Regions from separate parts of the Mus musculus genome. Here all the other regions are linked to region 3. Evidence: chromatin loops called from intact Hi-C (ENCODE). Cell type or tissue: left cerebral cortex. All regions are shown on one strand. Each heading gives the region's core, and the rest is flanking DNA. Links, peaks and the distances in the headings are about the cores only. Region 1 holds the start of Gm26618 (a long non-coding RNA gene). Region 2 overlaps Gm26618 (a long non-coding RNA gene). Region 3 holds the start of Nudt10 (nudix (nucleoside diphosphate linked moiety X)-type motif 10).

Region 1 (6,824 bases), core at 646-5,645, 78 kb after region 3:
TGGAATGAGAAATGTCCATTGGAGTTGTTGATCAAAGTAGTTCAAGAGACTCCCCAAACTTTTATAGGTTATTGTTTTTGCCCTTGGTTGCTTCCCAAAGGTTGAAGGTGAGTCTCTACTGCCAAAGAGCTCAAACTTTGGACCTAAAACTCAGACGAATAGAGTTGGATCTAACTTGAAAGCTCTCTTTTTGTGGCATAACTATCATAGTACTAGAAGATACTATGCAAGATGCCAAGAAAAGGAAGCAGTCAGTAGCCCCATCCATTTGTGATGTCCATGAACCACAACAATGACCAACAGAGCAAGACATCTCTAAAGGTGCAATATTGGTATGATTAGTGTTAAGATACATTTCACAGGAGGAAAATCATGCCTAGTACTATAAACCTAGCCAACTACTCAAAGCTGTGAAGTCATGGATCATATTTAACACACACACACACACACACAAAATCAAACTACTCCCACTATTTTACTAGACAAACATAATTCCTAACTTCATTCAGAAACTTATCTTTATACCAACCAATAGTGTAATTCTCACCTTCACATCAAAACTTCTTTTTGCAGCAAAAAGAAAACCATTACAGAAAACCACAACTATTCATACTGTAGAGACCAGTTTGGGAGAGCAGAGGAAGCCTGCCCCTCCCCCAGATACATCTACAACACAACACAACATTTGTACCTAAGGCCCACATAGTAACATAGCAGAAAGGGAAATGAAAATATTCTAAGAGCCAGAGACCAAAAACCAAAAACCAAAAACCAAAAACCAAAACCCTTCTGTGAGACTGAGTTGTGTAGAAATGAAAGCAAAGCTATACCTTGCTAGCTGAACAGATGGCTGCCTGAATGATGACAATACCAATACACATGCTGACAAGGAAGGGTGAAATTTCAAGGGGTCCTACTCCTAGACAAAATCTACACGCAAATAATGATTGCTAAGAGAATGAGAATTAGTTTCTCACAGGGGTGAGCTCCCTAATTGGTTATCCAGCACAAAGTACTAAAATGATATCAGAAGCAACACCACATAGAATTAGCAGGTTGTATGTATGTGTGTATTTATGTAAGTATGCATGTATGTAAAACAAGAAAAAGAGGAAATGAATTTGAGAGGGCGGGGAGCATAGGAGATGTTGGAGGGAGGGGAACATGGAAGACCTTGCAGAGAGTAAAAGAATGGAAGAAGTGATGTAATTAGATTCTAATTAAAATTAAACAAATGTGAATATAAAAAATACTCAATATTTAATGCCTTGTGTAAAAATAAATAAGTACACTTGTTTAAAAATACCTTTTCACAGATAAGGAAATAACAGAATGAAAAGGTATTTTATAGAATGGGAGAAAATTTTTGTCAGCTGTTCAACGGAGAATGGATTAATATCTGGAATATATTAAAAACTATAAAAACAAATTAACAAATATCCCTAAAGAAATGAATGACACAATGGGAAAATGGACAGATGAACTCTATACAAATAAAATATAGTTATTAATATGTATATGCATAAAACTATGTGAACCAGCTATCTTACAATAGAAACATCTGCCTATCCATGTTTTCTATACAATTATTCATATGGGTCAAGTTATGGAACCAGTCTATGTGGTCACCGATGAATGAATGGACAAAATATGACTTATAGTGCATTACTATTTAGCCATACAGAAAATGAATTCATATCTTTGCAGGAAAATGGATGGAATTTTAGATAATCATATTCAGTGGTATAAGCCACACTCAGAAATAGTTTCTCCCAATTACAGAACCTATATTAAAAAGAAAAGGCGTGACAGTAGAACGGGGTTTATTTGGAAAGAAGTCAGCCAATGTGGGAAGGCAGAAAATATGAGAGGATTACAGGGAATGAATATCATTAAAATATGTTATATTACACATAAATCTCACAATAAAAGTCACATTTTATATAATTAATACATTCTAAAATATGTTTGGAAGAAGAAAAACCAACTTGTTATCATTAAATGTCGAAATGACAGAATTAAGAATGTAAACCTCAAAACTGAAATTCTTGGTTACAAAGAAGTCCCCACACTAACAAGGAATCAGTTCTCTAGGGTCTTTCTTCTGCTTTGTTTTTTCTTTGATTTGTTTTGCAGTCTATACCTGCTCTGTCTTAGCCTGAAGGCTTTTGGAGGTGTGGGAGGTGCATCTACTTTGCATTTGCACTAGACTAATTAAATTTAAATTCTTCACCTTAACTGAGGGGAAACACTTGAGGAAAAGATTCTACTTAAGTTAGCTTTTCTTCACCCAGCATCCAGAACATTTCCTAAATTTTAGCATATAAGAAAACTAAAAGTAAATCCAAATGAAATGTTTTAAGATTACCAAACCTTAGTGAAAGTATTTCAGAATACATGAAATAAATCCAGTTCCTTTTGTATTAAATATTTCAAATATATTTTCGTATTTATTCTCTGCTATATTGAAATAGAATAGTATTTTTCTCCTTTTCCATATTCATTTATATATAATCATATACATATACAATTATTCAGAACTAAAGGCACAGGTTTTTGATACCAACACAAAAGCTTATCAGGACGGAAATTTAGGAAAAGGGGGGTGGTGGTGGTGGCTTCAGATACACTGCAGATACACGTCGTTGCACTAGCCACTGTCACTTTAACAGTAAGAAAAACACCTTGGCCTCTTTTGCAACAAGTGACTGGTCTTTGCACTTCCAAGAAGCAAAGAAGTAAGCTAGTAAGTTGTTAAGACTTGAGCTTCCCATTCTTTGTCCTCTCAACAGGGTCAAGACTCTTAACTTTGGCTTTTATGGCCAGAGGGGTTGCGGGTGGGGGTGGGGACAGAGTGAGGCAGAATAAAGAACACAGCCACAACCACAACCAAAACCAAACGGCACAGCCAAGGGAGAATCGCAGCTTTCTCCCCGCCCCCTACCCCCAGCTACCTTGAATCTGGCCCCACAAGAGCACAGCAGCCTGGGGTCCATGGTGAGATCTGGAGTCTTTTGGAAGCTGCTGAGGCAAAGCCCCTTTGCAGAGGGGGAAAAAAAAAAAAAAAAAAGATCAGGGGCGCGGATGCACAGCTCCTTGCGCCGCCTGCCTTTACCAATGACCTAGCCCGTGCACGCAGCGCAAGCGCTGGGAGGCGCTCGGGCAGCGCCGGGCCTAGGCCCTAAAGGCTCCTAAGCCAAGCTCCTGCGGAAAGCTCCGTGTCCAGGGTTGTAGAGTGGCGCTGCGACTGAGGCTCGGCGCAGAGTTGGGGGCTGTGCCCCTGCAGCCTCCCCAGTGCAGGATTATAGCTGCGGATTCTGCAGAAAGGGGCAGCGCCTGCGCCTGCACTTCGCAGCCTCCGCCCTCCTTGCTCCACTTGGCGAGGGGAGCATCACTGCTCACAAGCTAGCTTCCGCAGCAGGTGCACTTGGTCTGATTCCCTTTACTGCTCTGCGCTGCCTGGACCACAAGACATTTTCCTGAAGGTAAAGTCCACAGACAAGTGGCCTCACTCTCCCGCTCATCCACTTTTGTCTTGCGATTCCGCACATTCAGTATTTGTATGGTCAGTGTTTTGTCTTTTGAAGTGGTTTACCCTTGCAAACTCAGTTCTTTGATGCGTTTTTTTGTTTGTTTGTTTGTTTTTGTTTTAAAAAAGCCGTTTGTCACGTTTGTCCGTCGTCTCCTAAGAAGGCAGCGCTTGTGTGCTTGCGTGCGCGTGCGTAGATTTTCAACTTCTTTACTCGAAGGAGCTGAAATCAGAAGTGGCCATTTTTGCAGTATGGTACAGTCAGTATAAGTCTGTGGTTTAAAAATGCACAATAAAGAGCTGAGAAGCAGGGTGTGAGGAGTTTAAAGGAGTTGCAGAGATTGTGAGAAGGTTGTAAATTTAGAAGCAAATGATTTTTATTTAAACACTTGTTCCTCTTTAGTTTTTAAAATCATGTAAGTAATTTTGAAAAAGAAAAGTATTGCGATTTCAGTAGAAATAATCTGCAAAAGTTTCACACAGAAAATATGTACAAATAATAATATCATGGGCAGGTTATGTCAGAAACATAGAGTGAAATCTTTCCTTTCCATAAAGTCAAAGTTTGATGGATAACAATTAAATTTACAACTATGTCAACTTCATTGGGTTTGGTTTACTAAGTACTTATGATTTCAATCTATAGTTGTGGGCATATTCTCAGATCACATGATACAATTCACACAATGAAATTGTGCATGTATATGTATATCTACATATATAAATGTGTGTATATGTGTTAACAGGATGGTTAAGAAAAGGTTAAAGGGCTTACAGAGTCCAAAGGAGGCAATATTGAAGGTATACACAGTGAGCTTTATTAATAAAAGGTATGGAAAAGTGTCTTTAGGTGCTAGGTACAAAATTTTCGGAACAAATGACATGATAGTGTATTGTTGTAGGCACGGAATTGTCAGATTCCAGTGGCAGGCCTGTTTGAATGCCAGTTAGAAATGGGTTGTATGTCAATTTCAGGAGAAATTGAGCTTCAGCTAGAGGCTTGGTCCTTTGCTATGGCAGTTTTCCTGGCTGGAACCCACGACCAGTGACCAAGTGATAGGTCAGTGTATGTGCCATAATCTTGCCTTGGGGTTTTTCCTTCTTCTATAGACAAGGTGGATGACTTACATTATTTGTCGGTCATGTGTGTTTGATAAGGCCTGTAGCCTGGTGTTGTTCATATGGTTTTGCGATACCTGTCTGTCCATGTTTCCATGATTTGATTTAATAAGTTCACAGGTGGTTGTAGCTTACTTGTGTGCAAATAAGTTATTTATCAGACTGTACCTTATAATTTGTAAATATTGTTTACTTGCATAAAGGAGAAAAAGAGTCATCCTGCTTTGACATTTGAACTCAAAGTTGAGGAAACTATTGTGTTATAAAGTAAAATGCCCCAGGGCAAGGTACAGCTTGGAAGTTATTGTTCAATATAATTGGGAGTGACTTAGCGCAGGGTACCATTGCTTTCCACAACTCAGGGTACTCTTTAAACAATTAAATACATGTTTCAATATATGCAGTTAACACCTTTCATTTGCTGATGTTAATCAGTATTTGGAAGTTGAGCTTTACTCTAATCTTGTCATATTTGCACGTTAATTGACTTAGTAATGTGGAAATTATGTCTTGCTAAATTTGGAGAAAACAATGCAAAGAAATGAACTGCACTACTTTTCCCAAGGGGGGGGGGGCGGAAACAGGGCTGAAAAGACTGTTACTTGTTGAAAGTCAGATGTTAAATAAGAGTTAGAATTAAGAGTCTTCTAAGCCCATCTGTTGAGCTCTAAATTATGCACTCTCTACTTGTCTCCCACTGCATGTTTTTAGGTAGCCACATCTTTATCAGAAAATGGTGTTACTGTTTCACTAAGATTAGAAATCTAAACTACTGGTGATAATTGAAGGAGAATTGAATACAATCATCCACATCTTTTAGGAGAATCATCCATGAGTAAAATAATGATTTGGAAATTAGAAGTGGAAATTTAAATTTCCAAATTTATATAATAATTAGTCTAAACAAACAATCTTTTCAGTTCGTACACACACTTGTGCACACACACACACACACACACACACACACAGAGAGAGAGAGAGAGAGAGAGAGAGAGAGAGAGAGAGAGAGATCTCCATGGATTAATCTGATTTATTAACATGGGTTTTCTGTTTTGTAAAACTGAGTGAAATTCAACAGTAGGTATAACTCTGCCATATCCTAGTCTTTTTCTAGTCATGTGAACATAGTATAATATTAGGAAATAAATTAATTTATTCATTGTAGCTATAATTTGAAGGGGAGCATATGATTAATATTTAATGGTTTAACCAGATTGTTAAATTTTCTGAATTAGTAGTTCTCGTATTCTTGGTCTGTCTTCTACCACCATAATACACAATTTTGTGTCTGAAATTCTCAGGAGCAAATGTTTCAAATACTTTATTCTGTGTTAATTATGTAAGATCCACAACAAAGTCAGAAATGATACTTCTGAATCTAACAAAACAGTAATTCTGCAATGAAACATAAATATCATTTTTATAGATTCATGTCAATTGAGGTCAAGGTTTATGTAGAAATGATTCATGAAATGTTTGCTTTTCAAAGCATCTTTGATTTTAGATGTGCCTAGTATTAGGTTCCAAGTCTTAAGTATATTTTTGTCAATTCTTCTTGTCTTTCATAGTTTATTTTTCTGGTACCTTTTTGCGTTCATTTAAGGATAACATTAAAATAGGGGAATGAAAAAAATAAAATAGGGGAATGTATAATTATAAGGCTCAAGTTAATGACATTTTACAAAACTGAATATATGCATGTAATAACCACCTAAGCAATGATTTAAAATACTTTTGACAACTCAGGAAACCATGTTATTTCTTTATTAGTTATTACTCATAAAAGTGAACATCTATTATGACCTATGCTAGTATAAATTTGTTTTGGCTGGTTTTGTACTATAGACAAATTTTTATGTGTGGTTTAATTTGCTCACTACTAATGTTTTGAGATCTGTCCATTTTGTTACATGTAAAGATATTTTATACCACAGTTTGTGCATTAAATTTTTGATGAATATTTAATTGCCACTTGTGACTATTTCCAACAATGCCACTGTGAAGACTATACATGTCTGTCGTATATAGACTTTGTGTGGTGAGCAGAATTCTACAACTGTCCTGTGTGACCCTTGTCTTTGTTGTCATCTCCTATTGAGCACAATCTTTGTATAGGCTAAGAGGTCTCTCTTGTGATTATGTTAGGCTTATGGTGAAAAAGGGAGATTTTGCAAAT
Region 2 (6,824 bases), core at 567-5,566, 130 kb after region 3:
TCCCCGCCCTCCGGATCGCCGCGATCTCGCGCGCGCTCGCCCGCTCTGCCGCCGCCGCCGCCGCCGCCGCCGCTGCTGCGCCAGGGGTTGAGCGAGGTGAGGCGCGTGCGCGCGCGTGGCCGGGCCCGCGTGCGCGCGCGCGGCGGAGGGCGAGGGGCGGAGGCGCGGAGGCGGGGGTCTCCCGACTCCCGCAAAGCGCGACGCCGCCGGCCCACTGCGCAGGCGCCCCGCACCGCTGGCACTGGGAAGCTGCTTGCTGCCAGTGCTCTGGGGAGGTGCACACAACTGTGACTTGGCTGCACAGGGTCCTCACCACGTGTGGGTCTCAGCCAGACCTGGAGGCAGAGGGGGCCAGGTCCTCCCTGAGAGTCGCCTAAGCAGAGGGGTCGAGGCCCGGGCCTCACACTCAGCTCCCATCATGAACTGCACTGCCTTATTTATAGGCAGAAGGCCTGGTGTCCCCAGAATGACCAATGAGAGTCTTGCCAGAAGAATCTTTGCTGAGTCACATGCAGCTCGCCTTCTTCAACAGGTTCCCTTCTGCAGCTTGTCCACCATGTTGGTTCAGCCCTTGCCTTAAACACTTGCACATAACCCCTCTTCTCGGTTTGCACAGTTTCCAGTCAGTGAACCCCGGACTTCTTGTTAAGACCCTCCTTTCAACCTCATTGCAAGCTGTTTCTGGGGCAGCACCCACTGAAGTCTTGGATCCCATGTCAAGAGCCTCCATCCTCACACCCTGTGCCCCTTTCTGGCCTCCACACAAATGAGCAGCTAGGGATTTAGGATTTGGGTGATTCTTGAAAATAAACGTGTGTGTGTGTGTGTGTGTGTGTGTGTGTGTGTGTGTGTGTGTGTCGGTGTGTGTGTCGGTGTGTGTGTCGGTGTGTATGTGTGTGTGTGTACCTCTGAACAGGTGATTCTTGCAAGTGTGTGTGCACCTATTTGTGTACATGTGTGTGTGGACATTGACCTCTGAATAGGTGTAGGTCCAAGGTGGGCAAAGGTATCTCCCTCCACTGCTTCCATTACTCTCCCACCAGTATGACTTCAGAGACAGGTTTTCTAAGATGTGTCTGTACTAGACCAGAAAGCACCAGGAATTCGTAGTGTGTTTTCTAGTCTCTCTAGCGCTGGGATTGCAGCCTGGCTTTTAAGCCAGTGGTGGGCATCAGACTCAGAGCTGATGCTTGAGCCTCAAACACTTTAAGCAGTGAGCCATTGCCCTGGCCCAGCGCTTTGCATCTGGGGATTGCAAAGGTCCTTGTACTTTGCCCACATGACCTCTTGCTGGGAAGCAGGATGCCAGGGTCTAAAGTAAACACAAAATTTTCACCACAGCAAGTTCTTTTCTCTGAGCTTTCTCTCCTTGTAAAACTCTGAGGGCCCAAAAGTCTCCCCCAGCACCTCTTTGGCAAGCCTGCGCTAACTTGAAACCACCTTGCCCTGGGTACAGTAATTTTGGCTGTTTTTGCAGAGATGCAGTCTGCTGTGGTTTAGCTTGATGATATTCACAGCTGTCTTCGTGGGGGAAAGAGTTCACTTTGGTAAGGATTACTGATGTCATGGAAAGATAATTTCCATTTTCATGTACTCCTGTGCAGTATAGTCTCTTTTGTAGTTTTTTAAATTGTTTTTTTACATTCCAAATGTTGCCCCCCTTCCTAGTGCCCCCTCCAAAGAATTCTTCACCCCCTTCCCCCACCCCTTTGCCTCTGAGAAAATACTCACCCACGCACCACACCTCCCCCCGCCCCCCACCCTCCTTCCCTGGGGCATCAAGTCTCTACAGGATCAGGCTCATCCTCTCCCACTGAGCTAAGACAAGGTAGTCCTCTCCTAGATATGTGCTGGGGCCGTGGACCAGGCTGTGTGTGCTCTTTCGTTGGTGACTTAGGCTCTGGGAGCTCCCAGGGGTCCAGGTTAGTTGACACTGTTGTTCTTCCTATGGGGTTGCCATCCCTTTCAGCTCCTTCAATCCTTTCTCTAACTCGTCCATAGGGGTCAACAACTTGGTCCAATGGTTGGGTATAAGTATCTGCATCTGTCTCAGTCAGCTCCTGCTAGAGCCTCTTAGAGGAGAGCCATGCTAGGCTCCTGTGTGCAAGCATTATAGTGCCAAACATAGCATCAGTAATAGTGGAGGAATTTGGTGACCGCCCATGGGATGAAACACAAGTTGGGCTGGTCACTGAACATCCTTTCCTCCAGTCTCTGCTCCATTTTTGTCCATGCATTTGTTTTAGTCAGGAACAATTTTGGGTCAAAAAATTTGAAGGTGGGCTGGTGACCCCATTCCTCCACCGGGTCCTGAGGACATACTGGAAGTGGACTCTTCAGGTTCCATTGCCCCACTGTTGGGCATTTCAACTAAGATCACCCCGTTGAGTCGTCATGGGACCATTTTACATCCCAGGTCTCTGGGACTTTCTAGAGAGTCCCGCCACCTCCCACCCCAGCAGCTGATATTTCCAGTACTTCTCCTGGCCCTCTGGGCTTCTCTCTTTCCCCCCCCCACCAACCCCCACCACTCACCTGATCCTGACCCCCTTTCCCCTCTCCCTCCCTCCCAGCTACCTCCTTCCCTCTGCCACCTGTGGTTAATTTGTTCCCCCTTCTAAATGGGATTGAAGCACCCTCACTTGGACCTTCCTTACTGTTAAACTTCATACAGACAGTGGGCTGAATCATGGGTATTCTGTACATTTTGGCTGATATCCACTTACCAGTGACTGAATACCATGCATGTCCTTTTAGATTTGGGTTACCTCATTCAGGATGATATTTTCCAGTTCCATTCATTTGCTTGCAAATTTCATGATATCCTCCTTTTTAATAGGTGAATAGTATTCCATTGTGTAAATGAACCACAATGTCTATATCCATTCTTTGGTTGAGCGGCATCTGGATTGTTTCCAGCATCTGACTATTATGAATAAGGCTGCTATGAAGATAGTAGAGCAGGCTTCTTTGTGGTATGATAGAGCATCTTTGGGTATATGCCCAGGAGTGGTATAGCTGGGTCTTCAGGTAGAATTATTTCCAATTTTCTTAGTCAAGAACAGATTGATTTCAGAGTGGTTGGTAGTACCAGTTTGCAATCCACTGGCAATGGAGGAGTGTTCCTTTTTCTCCACATACTCTTAGCAATTCTGACTGGTGTGAGGTAGAATCTCAGATCGTTTTGATTTGCATTTCCCTCATTACTAAGGATGTTGAACATTTCTTTAAGCGCTTCTTGGCCGTCTGAATTTGCTTGTTAAGAACTCTTTGTTTTGACTGAAGGAAAGGCCATCCAGAGATTGCCCCACCTAGGGAATCCATCCCACATATAGTTACCAAACTCAGACACTAGTGTGGATGCCAAGAAGTGCTTGCTGACAGGAGCCTGATATAGCTGTCTCCTGAGAGGCTCTGCCAGTGCCTAACAAATACAGAAGTGGATGCTCACAGCCATCCATTTGACTGAGCACAGGGTCCTCATTGGAGGAGTTAGAGAAAGGACTGAAGGAGCTGAAGGGATGTGTAGCCCCATAGGAAGAAAAACAATATGAACCAGCCAGTACCCCCGGAGCTACCACGGACTAAACCACCAACAAAGAATACACATGGAGGGGCCCATGGCTGCAGATGCATATGTAGCAGAGAATGGACTAGTCAGGCATCAATGGGAGGAGAGGCACTTGGTCCTGAGAAGGCTTGATGCCCCAGTGTAGGGAAATGCCAGGACAGGGAAGCAGGAGAGGGTAGGTTGGTGAGCAGGGGATTGGGGATGGGATAGGGGGGTTTTTAGGGGAAACGATGAAAGAGGATAACATTTGAAATATAAATAAAGAAAATATCATATATATATATGTATTATTGCCAAATTTAATAAGAAAAAGAATTCTGTTTTCCTCTGTACCCCATTTTCCCATTTTTCAATTAGGTTATTTGGTCTTATGAAGTCTAAATTCTTGAGTTCTTTACTTATTTTGGATATTAGCCCCCCCCCCACTAGATATAAGGTTAGTAAAGATCTTTTCCCAATCTGTAGGTTGCAATTTCGACCTATTGACAGTGTCCTTTACCTTACAGAAGTTTTTCAGTTTCATGAGGTCCCATTTATCAATCATTGATCTTAGAGCCTGAGCCATTGGTGCTCTGTTTAGAAAATTTTCTACTGTGCCAATGCATTCAAGCTTATCCCCTAATTACTCTTTTGTCTGGTTCAGTATATCTGGTTTCATGTTGAGGTCTTTGATCTACTTGGACTTGATCTTTGTACAAGGTGGTGTATATATAGATCAATTTCCATTCTTCTACCAGAAGGATATAGTGTGCCAACCACCAGGATTTACCAAAGGAGGCAGAGGCAGGAAAATCATGAGTTCAAGGCCAATCGGGGCTAAACATCTATATTCATTCATTCTCATTCTCTCTCTCTCTCTCTCTCTCTCTCTCTCTCTCTCTCTCTCTCTCATTATTATTCTTTAATCTCTTTTTACAGTCTAGGTGTTATGCCCCTCCCAGTCAACCTTCTGACAGTTCCTAATCCCATTCCTCCTCCCCCATCTCCAAGAGGATGTCCTCCCAACTCCACAAAACCTCCCCTCTCCCTAGGGCCTCAAGTATTTCAAGGATTAGGCTCTTCAATTGTGATAAAAACTGCATGGTACTGGTATAGGTACAGACAAGTAGACCAGTGGAATAGAATTGAAGACCCAGAAATGAACCCACACACCTATGGTCACTTGATCTTTGACAAGAGTGCTAAAACCATCCAGTGGAAAAAAGACAGCGTTTTCAACAAATGGTGCTGGCACAACTGGTGGTTATCATGTAGAAGAATGTGAATTAATCCATTCTTATCTCCTTGTACTAAGGTCAAGTCTACATGGATCAAGGAACTCCACATAAAACCAGAGACACTGTTACTTATAGAGGATAAAGTAGGGGAAAGCCTCGAAGATATGGGCACAGGGGGAAAATTCCTGAACAGAAGAGCAATGGCTTCTTTCTACCTCTGAGCCAACAAGGTCCCTGAAACCTAGTGTCTACCAAGGACTGGAAGGAAAGACATCCACGGAAAGAAACATTGGCAACAAAGTTCCATGGATCCCAAAGGATCATTGTGATCTTTCTTCTTGAGTCTGTAAATTGCCTAAATTAAGGTTGTTTAACCCTGGTGAAGTTCTCTTCCTGCTCGTGTGTGTGTGTGTGTGTGTGTGTGTGTGTGTGTGTGTGTGTGTGTGTTATTTGTCACTAGGGAAGATAGGATTGTTTGCCTTTCACCAAACATCCATATTCTACTCTCACTTTCCCTCAGGGATGGCAGTGGATTTATAGTGGATCGCCAGTAGGTAATTCAGCAAATGCTCCCCCAGGGATGCAATGACTGGAAGACTTAAGACCCCAGCATTCCTTATGTGGATTCCCATTGTATTACAGTCTATATTCAGAGACTCTTCTGTGCCTTTATGAATGATGTGATATTTTGTAGACTGGAAACAATTTCTAGTATTAAACAAACTGAGCGAAAAGCCACATTTTACCAACAAACATCATGAACCTGAGACTAATCTTTAGACACAGTACTCATCATCCATGCTGCAATAGGCATTGCATTTATCTTCTTCTGTACAATCTTTTAAAAATCCCTTTGAAGCAGAGAGCATCCATTGCATATGGGCAAGGATAACATTAAGATTCACAGCTATGCAGCTTTTCAGTATCTAGTAGTTGTTACATAGGCACATGAGATCAAATTCTAGGGTTCATAGAATGGACTGCCCAGCTCAGGAAGTCTCCTTGAGCTTCCCCCCAGCTCCTGTCTCTGTGCCTTCCCTTGTTCTGGCTGCTTGGCTCCTCAGCTCACTCAGGAATTCCAGTCCTTAGCTTCTCAGAATCCCCTTGAATTAAACATTATCACAAACACCATCGTTCAAAGGCTACCAAAGTCTACACTGATTCCCACTGTCTTACAGAAAGAGGACAATCCCCCGAACAGTTAAAGAGATGAAATACTTGCTCTATACATCTTGAGCAAGAAGCTATATCAGCATAGATAGTTTACCAAAAGGTATGTTTTATTATGCTGAAAGTCACAATGCAAGACTCATAGTATACATTCTAAGTTTGGTCCTAAGCCTTTTTTCCCAAGGCTCCTCAGCTGCATGATGTATCTTAGCTGAAGGTCAGGTCCAGTCTCTAAGAGCACTCTTTGATTTGAGGGTCAGGAGCCTGGGGGAGACTCTCCAGCAACAGGAGAGCTGAAGGTGGCATCTCTGCGGATGTGCACAGTTGAGCATGACTCTTGGTCTTAGCTTATATACTGTTCAGTTAATATCATCGAGTTCTAGGACTGTATTTGGTTCATTGAGTTATGACTCTGGTTTCTGCTTATCAGGTACAGCCTTGAGTGTAGCAAGATTCCAGACTAACGTATTTTTCATCTCAAAAATGCATTTTCGTTTGCTGTACTCATTAAAGTGTCCTACCTGCATTTGAGGGGCACAGGTCCTTGTTTCAAGGTTGGTGTCTGTGTCCCACATAAGATCAGGGTATCTTCTCTTCCCCAAAACTCACACAAGTGCCATCAGCATATTCCCTATTTATCAGTCACCCTGCTGCCAAGGCCTGGGTACAATGAACCCTCCAGCACCCTCAGAAGCCACCAGGCTTGTGATTGCCAGGAGCTGTTTCACAAGATTGAAAGTTCATTTGATAACCAAGATGTTAAGATAGATAATGTCAGAGGTTAAAACATATGGGGACCTGTTTCTTGTGAGGCTATGCCAGTGCCTGACAAATACAGAAATGGATGCTCACAGTCATCTATAAGA
Region 3 (6,824 bases), core at 1,169-6,168:
TGCACACACACTTGCAAGAATCACCTGTTCAGAGGTACACACACCGACACCTACACACAGACACACACCGACACCTACACACAGACACACACCGACACACACACACACACACACACACACACACACACACACACACGTTTATTTTCAAGAATCACCCAAATCCTAAATCCCTAGCTGCTCATTTGTGTGGAGGCCAGAAAGGGGCACAGGGTGTGAGGATGGAGGCTCTTGACATGGGATCCAAGACTTCAGTGGGTGCTGCCCCAGAAACAGCTTGCAATGAGGTTGAAAGGAGGGTCTTAACAAGAAGTCCGGGGTTCACTGACTGGAAACTGTGCAAACCGAGAAGAGGGGTTATGTGCAAGTGTTTAAGGCAAGGGCTGAACCAACATGGTGGACAAGCTGCAGAAGGGAACCTGTTGAAGAAGGCGAGCTGCATGTGACTCAGCAAAGATTCTTCTGGCAAGACTCTCATTGGTCATTCTGGGGACACCAGGCCTTCTGCCTATAAATAAGGCAGTGCAGTTCATGATGGGAGCTGAGTGTGAGGCCCGGGCCTCGACCCCTCTGCTTAGGCGACTCTCAGGGAGGACCTGGCCCCCTCTGCCTCCAGGTCTGGCTGAGACCCACACGTGGTGAGGACCCTGTGCAGCCAAGTCACAGTTGTGTGCACCTCCCCAGAGCACTGGCAGCAAGCAGCTTCCCAGTGCCAGCGGTGCGGGGCGCCTGCGCAGTGGGCCGGCGGCGTCGCGCTTTGCGGGAGTCGGGAGACCCCCGCCTCCGCGCCTCCGCCCCTCGCCCTCCGCCGCGCGCGCGCACGCGGGCCCGGCCACGCGCGCGCACGCGCCTCACCTCGCTCAACCCCTGGCGCAGCAGCGGCGGCGGCGGCGGCGGCGGCGGCAGAGCGGGCGAGCGCGCGCGAGATCGCGGCGATCCGGAGGGCGGGGACCGCGCACGGTCCACTCCGGGGCTGTGCGGAGGCGCGGGCTCTGGGCTCCCGGCTCCGGGCGGCGGAAGCGGCGCCTCCAATCAGGCGGCGGGCTCGCGACCCTCGGCGCGCCCGGCCGGTGCCGCCCGCCCCGCGGACTGACTGACGCGCCGGCTCGCCCCCGCCCCCGCGCCCGCCCGCCCGCCCGCCCCCGCCTCGTCTCCGCTGGCTCGGCACAGACTGCGCTCCGCTCCACTCCGCTCTCCTCTCCTCTCCTCCAGCCTCGCCGGGCCCTCTCCCTGCCAGCCTTTGCTCCTCGGCTGCGCGGCGGCAGTGGCCCGCTCGCTAGGCAGCTGCAAGCGACCTCAGAGGCGGCGGCGGCGGCGGCGTCGGGGAGGATGAAGTGCAAGCCGAACCAGACGCGGACCTACGACCCCGAGGGCTTCAAGAAGCGCGCCGCGTGCCTGTGCTTCCGCAGCGAGCGCGAGGACGAGGTGCTGCTGGTGAGCAGCAGCCGCTACCCCGACCGCTGGATCGTGCCGGGAGGGGGCATGGAGCCCGAGGAGGAGCCGGACGGCGCGGCGGTGCGCGAGGTGTACGAGGAGGCGGGAGTCAAGGGGAAGTTGGGCCGCTTGCTGGGCGTCTTCGAGCAGAACCAGGACCGCAAGCACCGGACCTACGTGTTCGTGCTCACCGTCACCGAGCTGCTGGAGGATTGGGAAGACTCGGTCAGCATCGGCAGGAAGCGCGAGTGGTTCAAGATCGAAGATGCCATCAAGGTCCTGCAGTGCCATAAGCCCGTGCACGCCGAGTACCTGGAGAAACTGAAGCTGGGCGGCTCCCCTACTAATGGGAACTCGGCCGCCCCGTCCCCGCCAGAGAGCGAGCCCTAGTATGTACCGCTCCCGCCCGGACTCCTGCCTGTCGCCTCCCCGCACTTGCCTCCTGCTTGCCAGGGGAGCGCCTCTCCTGCCCTGTGCGCCCTCCTGCACGGGCAGGAGGGAGGCTTCTTTTGTTTCCTTGGCAGGCAGACCTCTGAATCACGCTTGCAAACTGTCTCGGTTGCCAGGCGCTGTTTGCAGACAATTTGCACGTTTTTCAGATGCTTTTCCAATCGCTTCTTGGTGACACTGTAAAAATCTTGCGGTCAGCCACAGCTGCATGGGATTTTGTGAAAGGTGCCTTAGCTGCTTGCTCTGCTCTTCTTGGAGGGTGTGCGTGTTAGTGTGTGTGTGTTCGTGTGTGCGTCTGTGTGTGCTTGCGTGCCTGTCTGCTTTGTGATGTTTTTGTTTGGATGGTTTTTTTCCCCCCTATAAACAGCCTTATGCTTTTGTGTGTGGGTGTGTGCGCGCGCTTTTGATGTCAGGCTTCTGTTTTTTTTTTTTTTTTTTTTTTTTTTTTCTTAGTGGAGCGGCCTTTAGAGTCCTACCAGCTGGTGAGGGGCGTGCGTTCGGGGGCAGGAGGAGCATCTTTTTATGTTTTTTCCTTATTTTCTCATTCACAGCCTTCACAGTGAATATGACTGGAGGGCGTCTCACCACCAACATTCTAAATGTGCTCTACAAACCTGTAATAAATATACATTGATGCTGACACTAACTTAAACATTTTATTCTATAGGTTACCTTTAAAAAACTAACTTACTAAACTTAGAATTGCATATCATCAATTTTCTCAATTGGTACTCTGTTACATAAATCCATTGAAGTAAAATAGGTGTAGTCACGAAAGTGATACTGTCAAAGAAATGAGTACAAACCTGCTTACCCAAACAATTGCTTTTATAAACCAAGCATTTAATTTCATGCCCTCAATAATAATAAATTATTGACCATCGTTTTCACTACTCAGTAATCTCAGTCTTAAGAGTTTACCCCTATCCAAGAGATATGAATTATTGATCTATTTATGTATTGTATATATAAAAATACCTCTTATCTAAAGCATGCCATGCGTATGTTGGAAGTTTAACTACAATATGGCATTCTAGACATAATAACACAGTATCCTATTTTGGCTTATGAACTCTAATTGAGACTGTTGATTTAAGCAGCTTTCATTAGCATCCTATAAACATACATTGTTGCATTCAAAAGTATTTGAATTGATCACTGAGATTTTCTTTGGGATCCACATAGGTTGTTTGTGCAATTTTCAACCTTCCAAATCTTTTCCATTTTCATATTTCATACCAAAAATATACCAGTGAACACGCTTTAAATTCAATTTTATGTAGACAGTTAGATATCCTTCCTGATGTTCAGTCTAGAAAAGTAAAGATTGAAAGCATTTAAATAGAATAATTCCAAGAAATGCAGACCAAGCAGCTGACTCAGAAAGAAGGCAAGTCATGTGTACATCTTACAGTCTCCAAAGTTGGACCAGCAGCTGGGATTTTTCTCCTTGGTGTGGTTACTTAGTGCCTACGGATTTTGTGTGTTGCATGCAATGAAGATGTACAGCTGAAATTTCAATTGATCCCCTTCCCCTCCAAGTCCAGAACACTGATGAAAGATAATTAAGACTCTTATACACAATTATAGGAATTTGCTTTCAGCATGTTGTCTTAAAGGGCTGATTCCACTCCCACCCAGTCCCCACTGGACAAGTGCCTATGCTTATCCTTTAAAAAGCTTGAAGAAGCCATGCTGAAGTGGAAATCATTTTGATATGTTTGATGCAGGCACAAGGTGTATTAGAAACCTATGTTTTGTCAATCAGATCATTTCTGCAAGAAGTAAGGGCTTGAAACGTAGCTACAAATAATTCCTTGATCTGGTTTTGTTTGAGAGAATTGATGTAAGGCTTTATTTAGAAGCATCAGTAAAACGTGAAGTGGCTAAGAACAAGAACAGGCAGAGTGTAACAGCAGTACGGGCAGCAGTGCTTTTGTATTAACAGGCTCTGTCTGAGTCCGGAGTTGCTTCTTTCTTTCCTTGCTTCCTGTTGAATGGGGTTCCTTTATAAGAAAGAACAATCTCTCCCTCAACAGTTGTTAACTGGGGAAGGGAGCTGAAATTGCTTAGAACCTATACAATACTAACAGCTAGCCAAATTTTTTTTTCCCCAGAGTTCTTTTTGTGGAATATGAACTCCCTGAAGATTAGAACCCAACCTGAATCCAGCCTAACTCCAGGGCCTCAAAAGAGGGGCTAAACTTCAGAGATATTTGTTATTGACTTACACATTAGAAATGTCTACTACCAGTGAATTTCCAAATTTTCTCTTTTAAGCTTTATAACATACCCAGGGGACTTTATTTCTTTAGCCTCTCACCTGTGCTTACAGTGGAACTTCAAATGGATAATTCACTGCAGGCTTTTCCAGTATAAAGGGTTGATGAACCATACTAAATCCTCAGTAAATATTTGTTGTTTAGACTCTACAGGAATGGACAAACCCGTAAAACCTTTATTAATCAGATTATCTTTTTTTAGGTGAATGGAATAAATGTTATTGAGATTTACTTTGAGAGAATCAAGTATGTGAAGCCAGTGATGAATGGAATTGTGAAGCACAGGTGAGCTCTTTGACCCCCCCAAGGACACAGCTCATCCTATGCTTTTGGACACTTCTTTCCTGGTATTAACAATGGCTACTCTTCAGGTTGTTGCACTACCACTGTATCTGTACAGAATTCTATTTGGCACCTGTGGCCTTTGTGTGCTTTTGTTTGTATTTCCCATCAGATTTGACCGTGAATGCAAAGAGCGTGCTTTCTTAGTCTTTTTATATCTAGCATACATTACTTGATATATGGTAGGCGTCACTGAATATTTGTTTAATATTTTGTAATGATAATGAATGGTGAAACATCCCCCTTCTAATATCTCTAGCATATATGTGGCTTTTGTATTTCAAGGCAGCTGTGAGATAGGAGCAAAAATGTTGTTCATATGTCTGTGTTATCCCAGACATTATGTATCTCCTACATTTGCCAAAATTTTGACCTAAATTTGACTGTGCCTCTTGACATAATTTCTCCTCTATAGAAAATGCAGGAGACAGAGAAACAGTTTACTATATATCAAACAGATGAGATTCATGGAATCTTCAGACTCCAAGAAAACACAGGACAGATGATCCAGTTTCTTCGGTATATTAGTCACAAGGATGAAAGGAAAAGGTGGAGGCTGAACCTGTGGGTTGAGAAAGGCTTCAGAGAATGATCAGTACCTATATGGATCTTATCTCGATCCTGATTTGATCAAACTAGAAATGAGTGAATTTATCAGACAACTAGAATACTTTGAGCATTGGCTGGATATTTTCATGTTGATTATTATAATACTATTGTTATATTGGAATCAAGAATACTTATCTGCATTCAAATATTTACAGTTGAAATGATATAATGTCTGGGATTTGCTTCAAAATATGTCTTGATATTAAATACACTGGACATAACTCAAACAAGATTGGCCTTTAAGATCATCTAAGCTCAGTGATAATTAAACGATGTTCATTATATATGTTCATCTCTGCTTTTGTATGTTTGACATTTTCCATAATAAAAAGTTAATCAAAATCATTGGAAATGCTGGAGTCCTTATAATTAATGTAGGATGTAATGTTGGGGGAAAACAATGAGGAGGAAAAAGTTTATAGCTTGGTTTTTAAATGTTGGCTCCAGGATACTACTTCTGGTCGAAGATGCCAAATTCACAGAAATAAAAGGTGACATGCCCTGGAATGGCTAGTTACACCCTTGGTATAGACCACTGCTTGGAGTTTTTGTTTGTTATTTCGTTTTTTATTTTTTGTTTTTTATTTTTTTTCTTTATCCTACTGAAATAGGAACAGTTAAATCATTCCTTTACAACTATTGGAAAAATGGTAGTTGATTTTACTATGTTGAGAATAGATTCCGATGCCATTTGCATTCTAGTTCATAGCAACGTGAAGTCAAGGGCAGGGTCTCCAGGGAATAAGTTTATAAAAATCCGCATTACACTATTTTAAAAGGGTCTTCAGAAAACACAACTCATTAGTTGTAGATGTGTATGCTGTACACTCTGTCCAATATTTTATTTGAAGGCAGGCAAAACAAGAAAATAAGCAGTTAGGATTCCTGACTAAAGATCATCTTTTGAGTTCTGTAGTGGTTCAGATTCTGCAAAAAACCTGAAGACAATCAGGTCCAAGGTACTAATTAACAGACTAGGGTCAGTCCTGACATTTGGGGGTTAAGGAACAGGAAACGCAGTTCAGGCAACACTGCAGCCTCCGGTCAAAGATGAAGATTTCCTCTGTAGGTAGTTAAGTGTTTCTGATCCCAAGAGCAAGCAGTTGCCCTGAATCAGCTGCTGTCTGGAAAAGGGGGAGATGAAAGTCTTACTCATGCTAGCTGGCTAATGTTTTCAGTAACCAGGGTACCCAGTGAGAAAGCATCGTGATTTACCTGTGGAACTTGTTTCCAAGTTCAGGTCAATTGATTTGAGAGTTAAAATTTGGAGGCAGCCAGACCCATGGAAAACTTGAGGTGGTGTTAATGGTAAAAATAGTGCTTTGGGGCCCAATAGGCTGTGGCTCAAAGCTGACTTGACCTGTAATGGTCTGTGTCAGGTTATGTCTGTAGTCTCCCGTTTTCCCATCTGTAAAATGTACCAGGTATTTTTAGTTCATACTTTTGCAAGCCACAAGTGCAGTATACTGGGGTATTCCCTGTACCCACCCTGTTCTGTCCTGTCACAGATCTTAGCCCACTTTTATTAGCCTTAATCAACTGAACTGTAAGGTCTCCTGACTCTGAGACTCAAACTGGGTTCTCCCTTATTCCAAAAGTCTGGAATGTGGTACTCGTGGTGCCTGTTATATAATTTATTTAATAAATTTATATAATTTTATTTATATAAACTTTATATATGTGTGTGTATATATATGTATATATATATAT

Evidence for each region. Hi-C counts contacts between places; a loop is a spot of excess contacts. Peaks named below come from ENCODE experiments on the same cell type or tissue, not always from the same donor. Only the 100,000 strongest peaks of a DNase experiment are listed, where the experiment ranks them.
Region 1: a loop joins it to region 3, with 2.5 times the contacts of the local background. A loop is called at or near these places in 2 of 42 quality-filtered maps.
Region 2: a loop joins it to region 3, with 5 times the contacts of the local background. A loop is called at or near these places in 4 of 42 quality-filtered maps.

Annotation. Positions count from the first base shown.
Region 1 is chrX:6,088,666-6,095,489 of GRCm38, reverse strand. It overlaps Gm26618 (a long non-coding RNA gene), which reads left to right and starts at 2,934. Exons shown (of 4, transcript XR_001782831.2): 1 at 2,934-3,485. In left cerebral cortex, for the core only: a CTCF peak has its summit at 3,127; DNase peaks (open chromatin) are centred at 2,664, 3,291 and 3,684; H3K4me3 peaks cover 1,297 bases; H3K27ac peaks cover 719 bases.
Region 2 is chrX:6,040,703-6,047,526 of GRCm38, reverse strand. The region is part of intron 1 of Gm26618 (a long non-coding RNA gene); the gene reads left to right. Nudt11 (nudix (nucleoside diphosphate linked moiety X)-type motif 11) reads right to left here and starts at 20. Exons shown (of 2, transcript NM_021431.2): 1 at 1-20. In left cerebral cortex, for the core only: no CTCF peak of the experiment used is centred there; a DNase peak (open chromatin) is centred at 3,303.
Region 3 is chrX:6,167,338-6,174,161 of GRCm38, reverse strand. It overlaps Nudt10 (nudix (nucleoside diphosphate linked moiety X)-type motif 10), which reads left to right and starts at 1,171. Exons shown (of 2, transcript NM_001031664.1): 1 at 1,171-1,820; 2 at 4,366-5,466. The coding sequence starts at 1,327. The coding sequence ends at 4,366. In left cerebral cortex, for the core only: no CTCF peak of the experiment used is centred there; DNase peaks (open chromatin) are centred at 1,848, 2,246, 3,447, 3,728 and 1 more place; H3K4me3 peaks cover 1,564 bases.